2 separate regions of the Homo sapiens genome follow, and region 1 is linked to region 2. A link is a loop called in an ENCODE intact Hi-C map of the cell type or tissue named here. Cell type or tissue: heart right ventricle. All regions are shown on one strand. Links, peaks and the distances in the headings refer to the core of each region. The heading gives the core; the rest is flanking DNA.

What was found. Hi-C counts contacts between places; a loop is a spot of excess contacts. Peaks named below come from ENCODE experiments on the same cell type or tissue, not always from the same donor. Only the 100,000 strongest peaks of a DNase experiment are listed, where the experiment ranks them.
Region 1: a loop joins it to region 2, with 2.6 times the contacts of the local background. A loop is called at or near these places in 3 of 110 quality-filtered maps.

Annotation. Positions count from the first base shown.
Region 1 is chr16:31,250,585-31,258,915 of GRCh38, forward strand. No RefSeq gene overlaps it. Among named protein-coding and RNA genes, the nearest start is that of ITGAM, 5.2 kb to the right of the region's middle. In heart right ventricle, for the core only: no CTCF peak of the experiment used is centred there; a DNase peak (open chromatin) is centred at 3,237; H3K27ac peaks cover 585 bases; H3K27me3 peaks cover 1,591 bases.
Region 2 is chr16:31,401,587-31,409,917 of GRCh38, forward strand. ITGAD (integrin subunit alpha D) reads left to right here. Exons shown (of 30, transcript NM_005353.3): 6 at 529-659; 7 at 1,914-2,059; 8 at 5,929-6,082; 9 at 6,180-6,330; 10 at 6,839-6,912. Among named protein-coding and RNA genes, the nearest start is that of ITGAD, 12 kb to the left of the region's middle. In heart right ventricle, for the core only: no CTCF peak of the experiment used is centred there; no DNase peak of the experiment used is centred there; H3K27me3 peaks cover 767 bases.

The DNA.
Region 1 (8,331 bases), core at 189-8,188, 150 kb before region 2:
ACCACACCCAGCTAATTTTTGTATTTTTAGTAGAGATGGGGTTTCACCATGTTGGTTAGGCTGGTCTTGAACTCCTGACCTCAGGTGATCCGCCTGCCTCGGCCTCCCAAAGTGCTGGGATTACAGGCGTGAGCCACCACTCCCTGCCAGGCACCACTTCTTTTTATCCTTCCTGTCAGCCCGAGGGTGGACTTGGCGCTGGGCCGTCTTTGACCAGGCGGATGAAGACAAAACCCTCAGGATGGCAGAGCAACCTGCTGGAGGGAGCCTGGATCTCCAACACCATGGAGCCTCCGTAACCCCCAAATGCTGATGCTGGGGCCATCACAGGACTGTCTGGGCTAAGCCTCTGTGATTTTGGGTCTTATTACAACAGTTGAACCTTAGTCTCCACCAATACAAATAATCATCTTTGCCGGTGGGGGCGCATCTTACATGCCAGGCACTGTGCTAAGCTTTTCACATGCATTATTTAATTTAACCCTTACAAAAACTCTGTTAAGTCACACATCAGTTAGGGCCTTTTGGGGAAAAACAACAGAACAAGTAGAACATGAGATTTACTGAGTACCAAGTAGCCTATTCCAGGAATTAGTAGTTTTGTTTCCTGCCCTGCTCAGGTTAGGCCCTGAGCAACTCCTCCTTTCAAGGTTGGGAGGCAAGAACTTAGAGATGGTGAAATGGCTGTCGCTGCCCTGCAAGTCACCTGTGGCCAACCATGCTCTTTGTGTGACCTTGGTCGAAACACCTGGGACTCACAAAGCCTGTGGTAGAACAATTTCCTTGGCCTGCCAGACATTTGGCCTGCTGCATGGACAACTGAGGTGGCAAGGGAAGCATCCAGAATGCTTCCCACTGAGCGACAGGCAGCTTTCAGCCACCTACCTCTGTGTGTCATCGAGGGTGCGCTGGCCAGGTCATCCATCAACCCAACACAGTTGGTAGAATGATTACAGCGAATGTTGACTACATGCACTTTGACATCTATTATTATCTCATTTAACTATCACAATCACCCCAAGATGTTAGTACAATTATTGCCCCCATTTTCCAGATGAGGACAGTGAGGTCCAGAGAGTAAGTTGTTCAAGGGCATACTTATAGACCTAGGATATTTTTATTCTTTTTTTTTTTTTTTCTGAGATGAGATCTTGCTCTGTTGCCCAGGCTGGAGGGCAGTGGTGTGATCTTGGCTCATTGCAATCTCCGCCTCCTGGGTTCAAGTGATTTTCTTGCCTCAGCCTCCTGAGTAGCTGGGATTACAGGCATGTGCCACCATTCCCGGCTAATTTTTGTATTTTTGGTAGAGACAGGGTTTCGCTATATTGTCCAGGCTGGTTTCAAACTTCTGACTTCAGGTGATCCACCTGCCTCAGCCTCCCAAAGTGCTGGGATTACAGGTGTGAGCCACCACACCCGGCGTAGACCTAGGATTTTAGTGCCCTTAGTCTGATTCCAGACCCAAAGGCTTAACCAGATGGCTGAGGATGACACTCAGGTGGAACTTTTTTTTCTTACTTTTTTTTTTTTTTAAGACAGGGTCTCGCTGTGTTGCCCAAGCTGGAGTGCGGTGGTGCAATCAGCTCACTGCAGCCTCAATCTCCTGGGCTCAAGTGATTCTCCCACCTCAGCCTCCTGGGTAGCTGGGGTTGTCTCACGTGTCCATGTGAAGAGACCACCAAACGGGCTTCGTGTGAGCAACAAGGCTGTTTATTTCACCTGGGTGCAGGCGGGCTGAGTCCGAAAAGAGAGTCAGCAAAGGGTGGTGGATTATCATTAGTTCCTACAGGTTTTGGGATAGGGGGTGAAAAGCCATGTTTTGCGGGCAGGGGTGGATCTCACAAAGTACATTCTCAAGGGTGGGGAGAATTACAAAGAACCTTCTTAAGGGTCGGGGAGATTACAAAGTACCTTCTTAAGGGTGGGGGAGATTACAAAGTACATTGATCAGTTAGGGTGGGACAGAAACAAATCACAATGGTGGAATGTCATCAGTTAAGGCTATTTTCACTTCTTTTGTGGATCTTCAGTTGCTTCAAGCCATCTGGATGTATACATGCAGGTCACAGGGGATATGATGGCTTAGCTTGGGCTCAGAGGCCTGACAGGATCACAGGAACTTTTCTTGACAATCCAGTGCAATGGAAAAACAGTATTTTATTCTTGTTCTTCCCACAACTTTCTCAGGAGGGCGGATCCTGTAGCAAGTTTCTTCGAGTGTGGTGAGCGAAGCAAATTGGAGGAGCTCAGACGGAGATAATTTGTCTGTGTAGACAAGGAAGGAAATTTGGAGAGGTGGGACTGGGAGATTTTGTTGGGAAGAGAGAAGCCGTGACCCTGGGTGCTGTGCAGGAAAAGGGACGATGAAGACCTGATACCTTCATTCCCCTGAGAGCAAAACTGGAAAATGTTGAGGAATGTGGCAAAGAAGGTTTGCGAAGTTGAGTATAGAGAGTCATGTGATGCAAAACCCACTTGTTTGAAGGAGGTGGGCCAGTGAGCCTGCCGATCCCTGGGGGAAGATTGGTTCCATCAGAGGGAACAGCCAGTGCCATGGCCTTCAGGTGGTGGTGTGCCTGGCAGGTTTGAGGAATGGCAAGGAGGCCAGGGTGGCTGCTGTCCCAGAAAATGAGGTAAGCTCAGAGAGGTAAGGGCTGGGGTTGGGATGACAGGTCATGCAGGTCCTTGTAGGTTGTAGAAAGGACTGGCTTTTACTATCAGTAACGTGGGAGCCTTTGCAAGGTTTTGAGCAGAGGAGTGGCATGATATGTCTTGTGTTTTGAAACAATCCCTCTGACTGCTGTACTGAAAATTGACTTCGGCTGGGCACGGTGGCTCACGCATGTAATGCCAGCACTTTGGGAGGCTGAGGTGGGAGGATGGCTTGAGGCTAGGAGTTTGAGACCAGCCTAGGCAACTTAGTGAGACCCCGTCTCTACAAAAAGATTGAAAAATTACCTGGACATGGGGGCGCATGCCTGTAGTACCAGCTATTTAGGAGGCTGAGGTGGGAGGATCATTTGAACCCAGGAGTTGGAAAAAAGAAAAAAGGCAGTCAAAGGACTGAGCTCTGAGATCCTTCTGAAGAGGTTGGGAGAAGAGGAGAATCAGCAAGAGAAACTGAGAAGGAGGGTCATGGGCGGTAGGCGGGAAGCAGGAGAGTGTGGGGTCAGAGGACAGATGTAGAAATCAGTTCCAGGAAGCGAGGGCCGAGTGTCAGAAGCTGCTGCTGAGTCACTCAAGATGAAGACAGAACTCATCACTGGAGTCACTCAGGCAGCCTTGGTGACCTTGATAAAAATAGTTTAGGTGGAGTAGGTGCCGGGTTGGAGCACAGGCTTGGTTGGAATGGGGTTAAGGGAGGATGTGAGCAGTAGAACAGGGTGCAGCCAACACAGACAACTACTTTGGAGAAGTTTTGCAAAAGGGAAGTAAAAAATGGGCAGTGGTTGATGAGGGGAGTGGAATCAAAGAAAGTCTTGTTTGCTTTTTCAGTAGGAGAAATGTATTGTTTCTGATGGGAACACCAGATTTCTACATACGTATTTTGTATTCTTTCCGAGGGTCTTATATACTTATTCCAGAGCCAACACTGTACTTTTACCTACTGTGGCTTTAGAATATTGCTTTGATAGGGTACTTGTTATGGAATAACATGACATTGTAAGGTATGTCCCATTGCTTTATAGGCTATTGCTGTGTGTTTTCTAGTCCAGTCAATTTTTGAATCAGCACGTCAAATTCTAGAAAAATTCTGCTGGGTGAGATTATAATGAATTTGAGTAATTAAATGGAGAACCGACATCTGTACTGACATCTGTAGTCTTGTAGTCTTGTCATCCATGAAGATGACATATCTCTCTATTCTTTTTTTTTTTTTTTTTTTTTTTTTTTTTGAGATGGAGTGTTGCTCTGTTGCCCAGGCTGGAGTGTGGTGGCACAATCTCAGTTCACTGAAACCTCTGCCTCCCGGGTACAAGCAATTCTCATGCCTCAGCCTCCCGAGCAGCTGGGATTACAGGCATGCACCATGATGCCCAGCTAATTTTTGTATTTTTTGTAGAGATGGGATTTCACCATGTTGGCCAGGCTGGTCTCAAACTCCTGGCCTCAAGTGATCCACCCACTTCAGCCTCCCAAAGTGCTAGGATTACAGGCGTGAGCCACTGCACCAGGTCAATAATCTTTTTTTTTTTTTTTTTTTTTTTTTTTTTTGAGGATGAAGTCTTGCTCTGTTGCCCAGGCTGGAGTGCAGTGGCATGATCTCGGCTCACTGCAACCTCCACCTCCCGGGTTCCTAGCATTCTCCTGTCTCAGCCACCCGAGTAGCTGGGACTACAGGCGCATGCCACCATGTCTGGCTAATTTTTGTATTTTTAGCAGAGACGGGTTTTGCCATGTTGGCCAGGCTGGTCTCGAACTCCTGATCTCAGGTGATCCACCCACATCAGCCTCCCAAAGTGCTGGGATTACAAACGTGAGCCATCATGCCCGGCCAGTAATTTGTTTAATTACATATCTTTTATAAGCTCTTTCTTTCTTCCTTCTTTTTTTTTTTGAGACAAGGTCTCACTCTGTTGCCCAGGCTGGAGTGCAGTAGTGTGATCATGGCTCACTGCAGCCTCCAACACTTGGGCTCAAAATGTCCAAGGGACATTTTGCGAAGTGCGTTTTCAGGGAGATAGTTTGATTTCCCACACCTGTTTGATACATATTAATGTTTAATTAATTAATTATTTATTTAATTAAAAAAATTTAAGAGACGGGGTCTTATTATGTTGCCCAGGCTAGAGTACAGTGTATGGTGGCATGATCATAGCTCACTGCAACCTCGACCCCTTGGGTGCAAGTGATCCTCCTGCCTCAGCTTCCTGAGTAGCTGGGACTACATGTGCATACCACCACACTAGATAATTAAAAAAAAATTTTTTTTAAGAGACAGAATCTTCCTATGTTGCCCAGGTTGGTCTTGAACTCCTGGGCTCAAGCGATCCTCCCACTCTGGACTCCCAAAGTGCTGGTATTACAGGCAGTGAGCCATTGTGCCTGGCATTAGCTCCTTCTTTTCCTCACTTTCCCACCAGTGTTTCCGGAATCACCTTCCAGATAAATTACTTACACTTGAAGCCTTGTCTCAGAGTCCACTTATAGGGGAAATCAAGCTAAGATTTTATCAAGAGTGGGGATGGGGGACAGGTAGGAGGGAACAGCCAACAGCTTATAGATATGTCCCCACCCACGGTCACCAGGTCAGGTGCACACTTGGTGGTGGCTCATTGAGAAAGCCTCTGCAGGTTGGACAGCCAGTCTGAGATCTTGCCTATGTTTTTACAGAGAGTGGACCCTTGGCCACTGTTCAGGGCAAGGAGGGGCCTCCACGTCTGAGTTCGAGCAGCCCCCATAGTGGCCAGAGTGTGAAAACTTTTCCCAAAGCAAACCCAGCTGATCTACTAAACTCCTCCCCGGGCACCCTGGTTGGTATCTTCTCATCTTGGGCTCATGACTTCGTTCGTCCTTTCCTCAGCTTCTTTACCTGCTAACAAATACAGGTAACCTGTTGTTTTAAATTATCTATTGGTATTTTTTATGATTATGAGTCTTTTTTTTGTATAAAGGTCTTTTTTTTTTTTCTCTTTGAGACATGGTCTTGCTCTGTTGCCCAGGCTGGAGTGCAGTGTTGAGGTCATAGCTCACTGTAGCCTCAAACTCCTGGGCTCAAGTGATCCTCTTGCCTTGGCCTCCCACAGCATTGGGATCACAGGCATGAGCCACTGCACCCAGCCTATATAAATATTTTAAGTACAAATGATATAGAAAAGAATATTAAAGTCATCTTGTAGCAGATTGAATACAACCACAAATTCCTCCCATTGGGAGGTGGGATCTGTGTCCCCTTTGCTTGAATGTGGATGAGCTCTGTGACTGCCTGATCAATGGAATGTGGTGCAGATGACTTGGCGCCAGTTTCCAGATCAAGACCTTAGTAGCCTGGAAATTTCTGCTTCCTGTCTGTTGGAACACTTGCTCTTGAAGTCCAGCCACCATGCTGCGAGAAGCCCAAGCCACATGGAGAGGGCACGTGGGGGTGCCCAGGTGACAGCCCCAACTGAGCTCCTAGCCCACGGCCAACTGCCAGCTGTGGGAGTGACCCATTTTGGGAGCCCAGCCCAACTGAGCTTTGGATTACTCTAGCCCTGGTTGTGATCCGACTGCAATCATGTGAGAGACCCCGCTGAGAACTGCTGAGGCCAGGAGATTCACAGATACGCGAGAGATTATAATATGCTGCTGTTTTTAACTATGAAGTTTTGGAGTAGCTCGCTCTGCAGCAATAGATACTGGAACATACCTGTAATCCTCCTATCTTGGAGATAACGACTATTAACATTTGGTTTTCCTGCATATATATATATATATATATATATATATATATATATATATATATATGATTTATTTTTGTATGTATGTACTTATTTATTTAATTTTAATTTTTTATTTTTTGAAACTGAGTCAAGCTCTATTGCCCAGGCTGGAGTGCAATGGTGCAATCTCAGCTCACTGCAACCTCCACCTCCCAGGTTCAAGTGATTCTCCTGCCTCAGCCTCCCAAGTAACTAGGATTACAGGTGCCTGCCACCACGCCTGGCTAATTGTTGTATTTTTAGTAGAGATGGGGTTTCACCATGTTGGCCAGGCTGGTCTTGAACTCCTAATCTCAGGTGATCCTCCCACCTCAGCCTCCCGAAGTGCTGGGATTACAGGCGTGCCTGTATATATTACATGCCCTGCCTATATATATTTTAGAGACAGGGTCTGGCTCTGTTTTCCAGGCTGGAGTGCAGTGGTGCAATCATATCTCACTGCAGCCTCAACCTCCTTGGCTCAAGCGATCCTCCCACCTCAGCCTGTTGAGTAGCTGGGACCACAGGTGTGCATCACTATGCCCAGCTAATTTTTAAACATTTTTTTGTAGAGTCAGGGTCTTGCTGTGTTGCCCAGGCTGGTCTTGAGTTCCTGAGCTCAAATGATCCCTCTGCCTTGGCCTCCCAATGTGCTGAGATTACAAGCAGGAGTCACCACACCTGGCTATATATAAAAATTATAAACAGATAATTTTTAACCAAATGTACATAATTTTAATTGCTTTTTTTTTTTTCAGCCAGCAAGCATTTTTTTCCATCTAGTTATCGGGAAAGTAGAACTAGAGGCAAAAGAAAATGTGTTGAATGGTGAAACCCTGTCTCTACTGAAAATACAAAAAATTAGCCAGGCGTGGTGGCAAGCACCTGTATTCTCAGCTACTCGGGAGGCTGAGGCAGGAGAATCACTTGAACTCGGGAGGCAGAGGTTGCAGTGAGCTGAGATCACGCCACTGCACTCCAGCCTGGGCGACAGAGGGAGACTCCGTTTCACAAAAAAAAAAAAAAAAAAAAAAAGAAAATGTGTTGAGAAAGAGTGAAAAAAATCATTGGCTTGAGAATCACATTGGCGGTCACATAAAGGTGAGGTTTGTGTTCCATGTATGTGTGGAAGGATACCTATTTTCCTGTGCCTTTGAAAACAGAATTAAAAGTGACAGACACAGGGGAGGGTAAGGATATATCACAGAGTGAAGTATCATTGAACCATTCCTCTGTTGAATATTCAGGTTTTTTTAGCTTTTCATATTAACAATAATGCTGCAATGAACAAGCTTGCAAATATATATATATATATATATTTTTTTTTTTTTAGAGATAAGAGTCTTGCTCTGTCGCCTAGGCTGGAGTGCAGTGGCACAATCTCTGCTCACTGCAACCTCCGCCTCCAGGGTTCAAGTGATTCTGCTGCCTCAGCCTCCCAGGTGGGATTACAGGTGCCTGCCACCACGCCTGGCTAATTTTTTTGTCTTTTTAGTAAAGATGAGGTTTCACCATGTTGGGCAGGCTGGTTTCAATTGCTGACCTCAAGTGAGCCACCCCGCCTCAGCCTCCCAAAATGCTAGGATTACAGGCATGAGCCACCGCACCCAGCCAAGTTTGTACATATATTTTTGACTACACTTCTTAACTATTCTTAGGATAAATTACTAGAAGTGAAAATTCTTGGGTGAAGAGCTTGAGGCCTTTACACACACACACACACACACACACAAAAATAGGCTGGATGCAGTGGCTCACACCTGTAATCTCAGCAGTTTGGGAGGCTGAGGAAGGAGGATCACTTGAGTCCAGGAGGTTGAGAATAGCCTGAACAACATAGCAAGATCTTGTCTCTACAAAAAATTTAAAAAAAATTAGCTGGCCATGGCAGCATGTGCCTGTAGTACCAGCTACTCGGAAGGCTGAGGTA
Region 2 (8,331 bases), core at 64-8,063:
CCAGCGGCTGACCCTGGCAGAGGGCCAGGACTTGTCTCCAGCACCCATGTGCGTGTTGCTTTATCCTTGCAGTGATCCCACGTGGTAGCCACTGATATTACCTTCATTTTACAGATAGGGACACTGAAGTCCAGAGAAGTTAAGTAATGTGCCTGAATTCACCAATTAGCACGTGGCTGAGCTGGGGTTTAGCCCAGGCACACTGGCTCCAGAACACGCGCCCTGAACCACTTTGCTAAACATTCGCCCTTGATGCTTGTGGCACCCCTAGCATCTGTGTTTAATGAATATTTGTTGATTAAATGGATGAGGAGCCCACCTGGGTCCTGTGTTGTCATCCCTCTCTTTCCAGGCCATGTGGGAGGAAGGGAGCAGGGGGCTGGGGTGGCAGACTGGGGCCTCCTCCAAGGAGGGGTCGGAAACTAGGTGGGGATGCCAAGAACAGCCCCCGGGCTCTGTTGAGCAGGAGCTGCAGGAGGGGGTTGGGCCCCCGCAGTGCATCTCCGATTCCTCCCCATTCCCCCACAGAGTGTCCACATCAAGAGATGGACATCGTCTTCCTGATTGACGGCTCTGGAAGCATTGACCAAAATGACTTTAACCAGATGAAGGGCTTTGTCCAAGCTGTCATGGGCCAGTTTGAGGGCACTGACACCCTGGTGAAGACTGGGCACCTGGGGCTGGGGTTTGGGGGACGGGGGAGGCTGGCCTCGGGGAGGCATCCCGGGAGGGGTGGGGGCAGGCCAGTGAGCCGTGTGTGATGGGGCTGGGGTGGAGAATGAAGCTATGGTCCCAGCACAGGCCCAACTTGAGCCCTGACCTAGGAGGCCCTCTTGGCATTTAATAATGTATCCAAAAGCTACAGGAAATACAATGTTTCTGCTGTTTAAAAACATTGAAAGTGTTTAAAAAATAATTTTGCTATGGAATTTGACTGACATATTTTCTATGTAACTAATGATTTCTTTTTATTATTTTATTTTCCCATAACTAGTGCCTATGTATGTGCAAAAAAACCCCACTGTTTTGTTTTTTAAACAGGGTCTTGTTCTGTCATCCAGGCTGCAGTGTGGGGGTGCAATCATAGCTCACTGCAGACTTGATCTCCCAGGCTCAAGTGATCCTCTTTCCTCAGCCTCCTGAGTAGATGGGACTACAGGTGCATGCCACCATGCCTGGCTAATTTTTAAAAATTTTTATTGTAGAGATGGGGTCTTGTTATATTGCCCAACCTGGTCTCCAACTCCTGGCTCAAACAACCCTCCCACCTTGGCCTCTCAAAGTGCTGGGATTACAGGCATGAGTCACTACGCCCAGCCACAAATTCTTGAGAAGGGAGGAAATACACAAATTGATTTAATGTGTGATAAAATTTTTAAAAAGCTAAGGGTAGCAAATATTGTGGTTGGCAAAGTTATTTTTAATAAACTGTGAAGGAAATATCATTTGGTTTAGATTTTCCAGTTTATATTTTGTATTTTTGGGCCAATGAATTTTCTTCTCTGGGTTTCAGTATATTATTTGTAGGGCTTCAAAACACATGGGAAATGGTTTGTAAATCCAAAATAATTCCAAAATAAAGTTTATTAAAACTGAAAACAATATGGCTTGGTGTGGTGGCTCACACCTGTAATCCCAGCACTTTGGGAGGCTGAGGTGGGAGTATTGCTTGAGGCCAAGAGTTCGAGACCAGCCTGGGCAACATAGTGAGACCTTGTCTCTACCAAAAACAAAACAAAACAAAAAACAAAGCCAGGCATGTGACGTGTGCCTGTAGTTCCAGCTACTTGGAGGCTGAGGCAGGAGGATCACTTGAGGCCAGGAGTTTGAGAGACCCTGTCTCTACAAAAAATTAAAATAAAAACAATAGTAACAGGCACTGAGCCCTGGGCCCTCCCCACTGGCCTTTGCAGTTTGCACTGATGCAGTACTCAAACCTCCTGAAGATCCACTTCACCTTCACCCAATTCCGGACCAGCCCGAGCCAGCAGAGCCTGGTGGATCCCATCGTCCAACTGAAAGGCCTGACGTTCACGGCCACGGGCATCCTGACAGTGGTGTAAGCAACCCCGACCCCAGCCTGGCGATGTGACTGCCACCCCCACTTCCTAACCCTGGGTCAGCACAGCTCTTCTCAGAGGCTGAGGGAGGCTCCAGGGAAAGGGGCTACCAAGGGGCATGTCGGGGCTGCAGGGAGAACCTCCCCCCGGGGTGCTCCTGGTTGCCTCGCTGCCAGTCTCCCTGATATAGGACTAGGCTCCTCTGCAGCTATGCCTCCCCTTTGCCTGGTTCTGCAGAGCCTGGACCCCAGGACCCCTCCCCACCCCACAGCAGCCAGAGGCCCGGGCTTTGGCTCAGACACATCAGGCTCCCATCCTGGCTCCCCGTGAGCTACTCTGGGTGTAACCCTGGGGTGATGGGCTCTAAGTCTCAGTAACTCTCAGATGAAGATAAGCTCACAGCTTAGGATTGAGATCATGTGTGTGGGGTGCTCAGCCCGGGGCACGTAGGAGGTGTCGGATAAATGCCTGAGGTTTTATCAGAGAATGGAGTAGTCAGGGACTCAGGAATTGTCACCCAAGGTCGTCCTGGTGCCTTTCTCCCCACTCACCTCCTCTCCCGCATCCCTCACCCCTGCGCACCCCCTGTGCTACCCAGGCACTCACCGTGGGCCTGCCCCGTGCACATGCAGTCTATTCCTAAAACGATGTAGGAGGTGGGACCCCCGAGAAAGGCATGTGGTTCTTGTAGGAAGGAGCTGGGCTGACGGTCGGGGATCCTTGGCTTCCTGCACACACCCCTGGGAGCAGCCCTGGGGTGGTGCTAGAATTTGGCTTAAACAAGAGATGCTCCCACCAAACGCACCCTCTTTACTTCTGGGAGGCTCTTCTGCCTTGAACGGTGGCCCCTTGTGACTCAGCAACCCAGAGGAAGGCCTCCGTCTGTCCTGTAAGTTTAAAGTCACACGGGAGTGTCCCATTCTGGAGTCTCCACCTCACCCCTCAAAGTTCTTCCAGTGGTGGGGCCTGGGGAAAAAAATGAATGAGGCAGGGGTGACCGAGTGGTTCTCACCAACTCCAGTCCTGCTCTCATGCCCAGACTGCAGGAAATTTCCCAGCAGCCTTTGCTCCCCAGAGCCAAGCCCATCTCAGGGCTGGACTCAGCCAAGGATTGGACCTCCCTGCTGCCGGTCCTTCCCTTCCCTCCCTCCCTTCCTTTCTCCCTCCCTCCCTCTTTCCCTCCTTCCTTTCTTCCCTTCCTCTCTTCCTCCCTTTCTCCCTTCCCTCCCTTCCCTCCCTCACTTCATTTCTTCTCTCACTCTGTTTTGTATTTTAGACAGAGTCTTGCTCTGTTGCTCAGGCTGGAGTGCAATGGCACAATCTTGGCTTACTGCCACCTCCATCTTCTGGGTTCCTGGATTCTCCTGCCTCAGTTTCCCAAGTAGCTGGGATTACAAGTGCACACCACCATGCCCGGCTGATTTTTGTATTCCAAGTTCAAGCAATTCTCCTGCCTCAACCTCTGAGTAGCTGGGACTACAGGCCCGCACCACCACACCTGGCTAATGTTTGTATTTTTAGTAGAGATGGGGTTTCACCATGTTGGCCAGGCTGGTCTCGAACTCCTGACCTCAAGTGATCTGCCTGCCTCAGCCTCCCAAATGCTGGGATTACAGGCGTGAGCCACCATGCCCAGCCTCTTCCTTCTCTTTCTTTTCTTCCCTTTCTTTCTTGTCTTCTTTTTTTAAAAAGAAGTTTTATTACAAAAAAACAAAAACAAAGCAAAACCCAAACGGCAATAATGGTAAGGAAACTTTTTTTAAAAGAAGTATTATATTACCCACAGTCCCTCTAGTCAACCGCCCTACAGTATTTTAGTAACATCAAGGGATACTTACAAGTGAATCAATAAATCTCAGCTGCATAGCACAATGCCACTTCCATACTCATCTTTATTCAGGCTTATTTTGTATGGTCACATTCAGGGCAGAAGCTATTTTCATCCTGTCTGGGTTTTTTTCCCCCTCATCTAGGTCCACAATTTTTTGTTTTCCTTTTTTTTTTTTTTTTTTTTTGAGACAGGTCTCACTCTGTCTCCCAGGCTGGGGTGCGGTGGCACGATCACGGCTCACTGCAGCCTCCAGCTCCTGGGCTCAACAATCCTCCTGACTCAGCCTCCCGAGTTGGGATCACAGGTGCATGCCACCACATCTGGCTAATTTTAAAAAACATTTTTTGTAGATATGGGGTCTTGCTTTATTGCCCAGGCTGGTCTTGAACTCCGGGCCTCGAGAGAGCCTCCTGCCTCGGCCTCCCATACTGCTTTCCTTTGAAATGGCTGTGTCTACTAACAGGCTAGGTCATGACTGGCTAAACCCTTTCCCCAGTGTTGGATATTTGGGTTATTTCCAATATTGTATTTGACACCTGTGTGTATTTGCTCTGAGTTTATCTGAGTTTATAGAGTTACATGAGCAGGTAGTTACTTTTTTTTTTCTTTTTTTTTGAGACGGAGTCTTGCTCTGTCGCCCAGGCTGGAGTGCAACGGCATGATCTCGGCTCACTGCAACCTCCATCTCCCAGGTTCAAACAATTCTCCTGCCTCAGCCTCCTGAGTAGCTGGGATTACAGGCACGCGCCACCATACCTGGCTAATTTTTGTATTTTTAGTAGAGATGGGGTTTCACCATGTTGGTCAGGCTGGTCGCAAACTCCTGACCTCGTGATCCTCCCACTTTGGCTTCCCAAAGTGCTGGGATTACAGGTGTGGGCCACTGTGCCCGGCCGATAGTTACATTTTTAATTGTTTGTTACAGCTGTTATCTAATTAGTAGTCACCGTAGGCCATTCACTGTAAAAGCTTGACCTTGTTTAATCTTCAGGATAATCTGACACTAATTGTTTCAGTTATCTACTGTTGCCTAACAAACCATCCCCAAATTAAGTGGGTTAAACAATCCAGCACTAAGCTGGTGTCTGGTGCCTGTGGGGGATATGCTGGAAGGCAGGCTTGGTGGGGACGGCTGAGCCTCTTATTTCAGGTGGCCTTCCTCCATGGGTGCCTCCAATAAGGCAGCTGGACTTCTCTCATCGTGGCTCAGGGCTTCCAAAAGTGCAAAAGCCGAAGAAACCAAGGCTTCTGAGACCTATAACTGGCATGGTGTCACTTCCACCGCACGTTACTGATGAGAGTGGGACTCAGCCAGGCCAGGTCCAGTGTGGGAGGGAACCAGGTGTGGTTCACTGGGGGCCATCTTTTGAGACAGCTACAGCACAGTTATCCTCATCATGCATGGAGAAAGGCAGAGGCCCGGAGAGGTTAAGTCCCATGCCCAAAGTGTGTCTGACTCCAAAGCCCCTGCTTTGAACCACACTGCCTCTGGGGAAGAGAGTTCAGCCATGGATAGAATTTAGAAACAAAGAATGTGACTTTTTTTATTATTGATCTAATTATGGTTTGTGTGGCTTTCAAAAATGGCCAAATTAGCTGGGCATGGTGGCTCACGCCTGCAATCCCAGCACTTTGGGAGGCTGAGGCTGGTGGATCACTTGATGTCAGGAGTTTGAGATCAGCCTGGCCAACATGGTAAAACCTCCTCTCTACTAAAAATACAAAAATTAGCCAGTCATGGTGGTGGGCACCCATAATCCCAACTACTCAGGAGGCTGAGGCAGGAGAATCACTTGAACCCGGGAGACGGAGGTTGCAGTGAGTGGAGATCACGCCACTGCACTCCAGAGCCTGGGCATCAGAGCGAGACTCTGTCTCAAAAGAAAACCCAAAACGGCAAAATCAATTCCTTAACATGCCTGATAGAATGTGAGGGTGCCAGGACTCCCCAGCCTCTCCAGATGAGAGGACTGCAAATGATGTCTTTCCAGAATCAATCACATCTCAGTAGAGTCATCTTCCTTTCCTCCCCGACAGGACACAGCTATTTCATCATAAGAATGGGGCCCGAAAAAGTGCCAAGAAGATCCTCATTGTCATCACAGATGGGCAGAAGTACAAAGACCCCCTGGAATACAGTGATGTCATCCCCCAGGCAGAGAAGGCTGGCATCATCCGCTACGCTATCGGGGTGCGCCTCTTCTTCACCCCTGCCCCAGGCTCAGCCTGCATCTCCTTCAGGTGCAGTGCTGCTGGGCTCATCCTCCTCGGCTGTCTCTCTGCTGCAGGTGGGACACGCTTTCCAGGGACCCACTGCCAGGCAGGAGCTGAATACCATCAGCTCAGCGCCTCCGCAGGACCACGTGTTCAAGGTGGACAACTTTGCAGCCCTTGGCAGCATCCAGAAGCAGCTGCAGGAGAAGATCTATGCAGTTGAGGGTAAATGGAAGCAAGGGTGCGCCTGGGAGCCAAGGGGTCCCCACCCAATTGTCCCGTGCAGGCTTTTTTTTTTTGAGATGGAGTCTCACTTTGTCCCCAGGCTGGAGTGTAGTGGCACGATCTCGGCTCACTGCAACCTCTGCCTCCTGGGTTCAAGTGATTCTCTCGCCTCAGCCTCCTGAGTACCTGGGATTACAGACACGCACCACCATGCCCAGCTAATTTTTGTATTTTTAGTAGAGGCGGGGTTTTGTCATGTTGGCCAGGCTGATCTCGAACTCCTGACCTCAGGTGATCCGCCAACCTTAGCTTCTCAAAGTGCTGGGATTACAGGCGTGAGCCACTGCGCCCAGCCTGTCCCGCACAGTCTTGATGGGCCATTCCTGTTCACAACTCACTCAAAATTGCTGTCTGGAACCCAAGCCTCAGATCATGTTCTCCTCCCTGTGTTCTGAGTCCTCATGGGTCTCATGGCTTCTAGGAACTTCACTGACCTGTTTCCCCACAGGAACCCAGTCCAGGGCAAGCAGCTCCTTCCAGCACGAGATGTCCCAAGAAGGCTTCAGCACAGCCCTCACAATGGTGGGTAGAGCCTGCCCTCAATCCATAGCTCTTGGATACCAACTCTGCACCCACCCTGGGCTGGGGGCTGGGAGCCAGACATAAACAAGAGCAGACCCCATCCTCAATCGCCAGGGAGAGGCCCCCACGCGTGTGTTAGGGGCCAGGAGCACAGCAGGGAGGAGGGTAGCCTGGGTTCCTGCTCTCAAGGATCATGTATTCTAGTGGAGGAGACAGTAAGCAAGAGCCTCTCAGATAGCACTAAGCATCAGGGTAGAGAGAGAGATAGCCAGAGGAGCCTCAGTAATGGAAAAGGCCAGCCCTGGACAAATCAGGGGAGACTGTTCTGGGCACAGGACAAAGCAAGTGCCAAGGTCCTGAGGCAGGACCCAGGTCCTCGGCGGGAGAGATCCGGGCTTGCCAGAGCCCAGGGAGCCCAGGCAGCCTGGAAGGAGAGGGCTGGAGGCTGAGAAGGACCAGGTGGGATCAAAGATGTGGTTTGGAAGTGCGTGTGTGTTCAAAGGATCCAGATGGGGCCGGTCACTGTGGCTCATGCCTGTAATCCCAGCACTTTGGGAGGCTGAGACGGGCGGATCACTTGAGGTCAGGAGTTTGAGACCAACTGGCCAACATGGCGAAACCCCACCTCTACTAAAAATACAAAAAAATTAGCCAGGTGTGGTGGCTCATGCCTGTAATCCTAGCTACTTGGGAGGCCAAGGCAGGAGAATTGCTTGAACCCAGGAGGCAGAGGTTGCACTGAGCCGAGATTGTGCCACTGCACTTCAGCCTAGGTGACAGAACGAGTCTCTGTCTCAAAACAACAACAACAACAAAAACAAAAACAAAACAAAACAAAGCAAAAAAAAACAAAAACAAACCCAGATGGGTTTACTTCAGAGTAATTTGGGGGTGTCTAGGGGGTGGTGAAATGAAATAAGATTGGTCAAGAATTGATCACTCAAGGTAGGTCACACATACTTGGGGGTTCATTATACATTTATTTCTACTTCTGTATGTGTTCTAAATTATCCATATCAAAAGTTCAAGAAAGCAATAAACAAAGTACACCCAGGAGGAAATGCCTGTGGCTCCCTGAAGGAGCTGAGGAAGACCTCACAGAGGAGGCGACATTGACGTTGACTTTTCCAGCTGGGCATAGTGACTCACACCTGTAATCCCAACATTTTAAGAGGCTGACGTGGGAGGGTCACTTGAGGCCAGGAGTTTGAGATCAGCCTGGGCAACATAGTGAGACCCTGTCTCTACAAAAAATAAAAAAAAATTAGCCAGGCATGGTGGCACATGCCTGTGGTCTCAACTACTCAGGAGGCTGAGATGGGGGGATTGCATGAGTCCAGGAGTTCAAGACTGCAGTGAGCGATGATTGTGCCACTGCATCACAGCCTGTGTGACAGAGCAACAGCCTGTCTCAAAAAA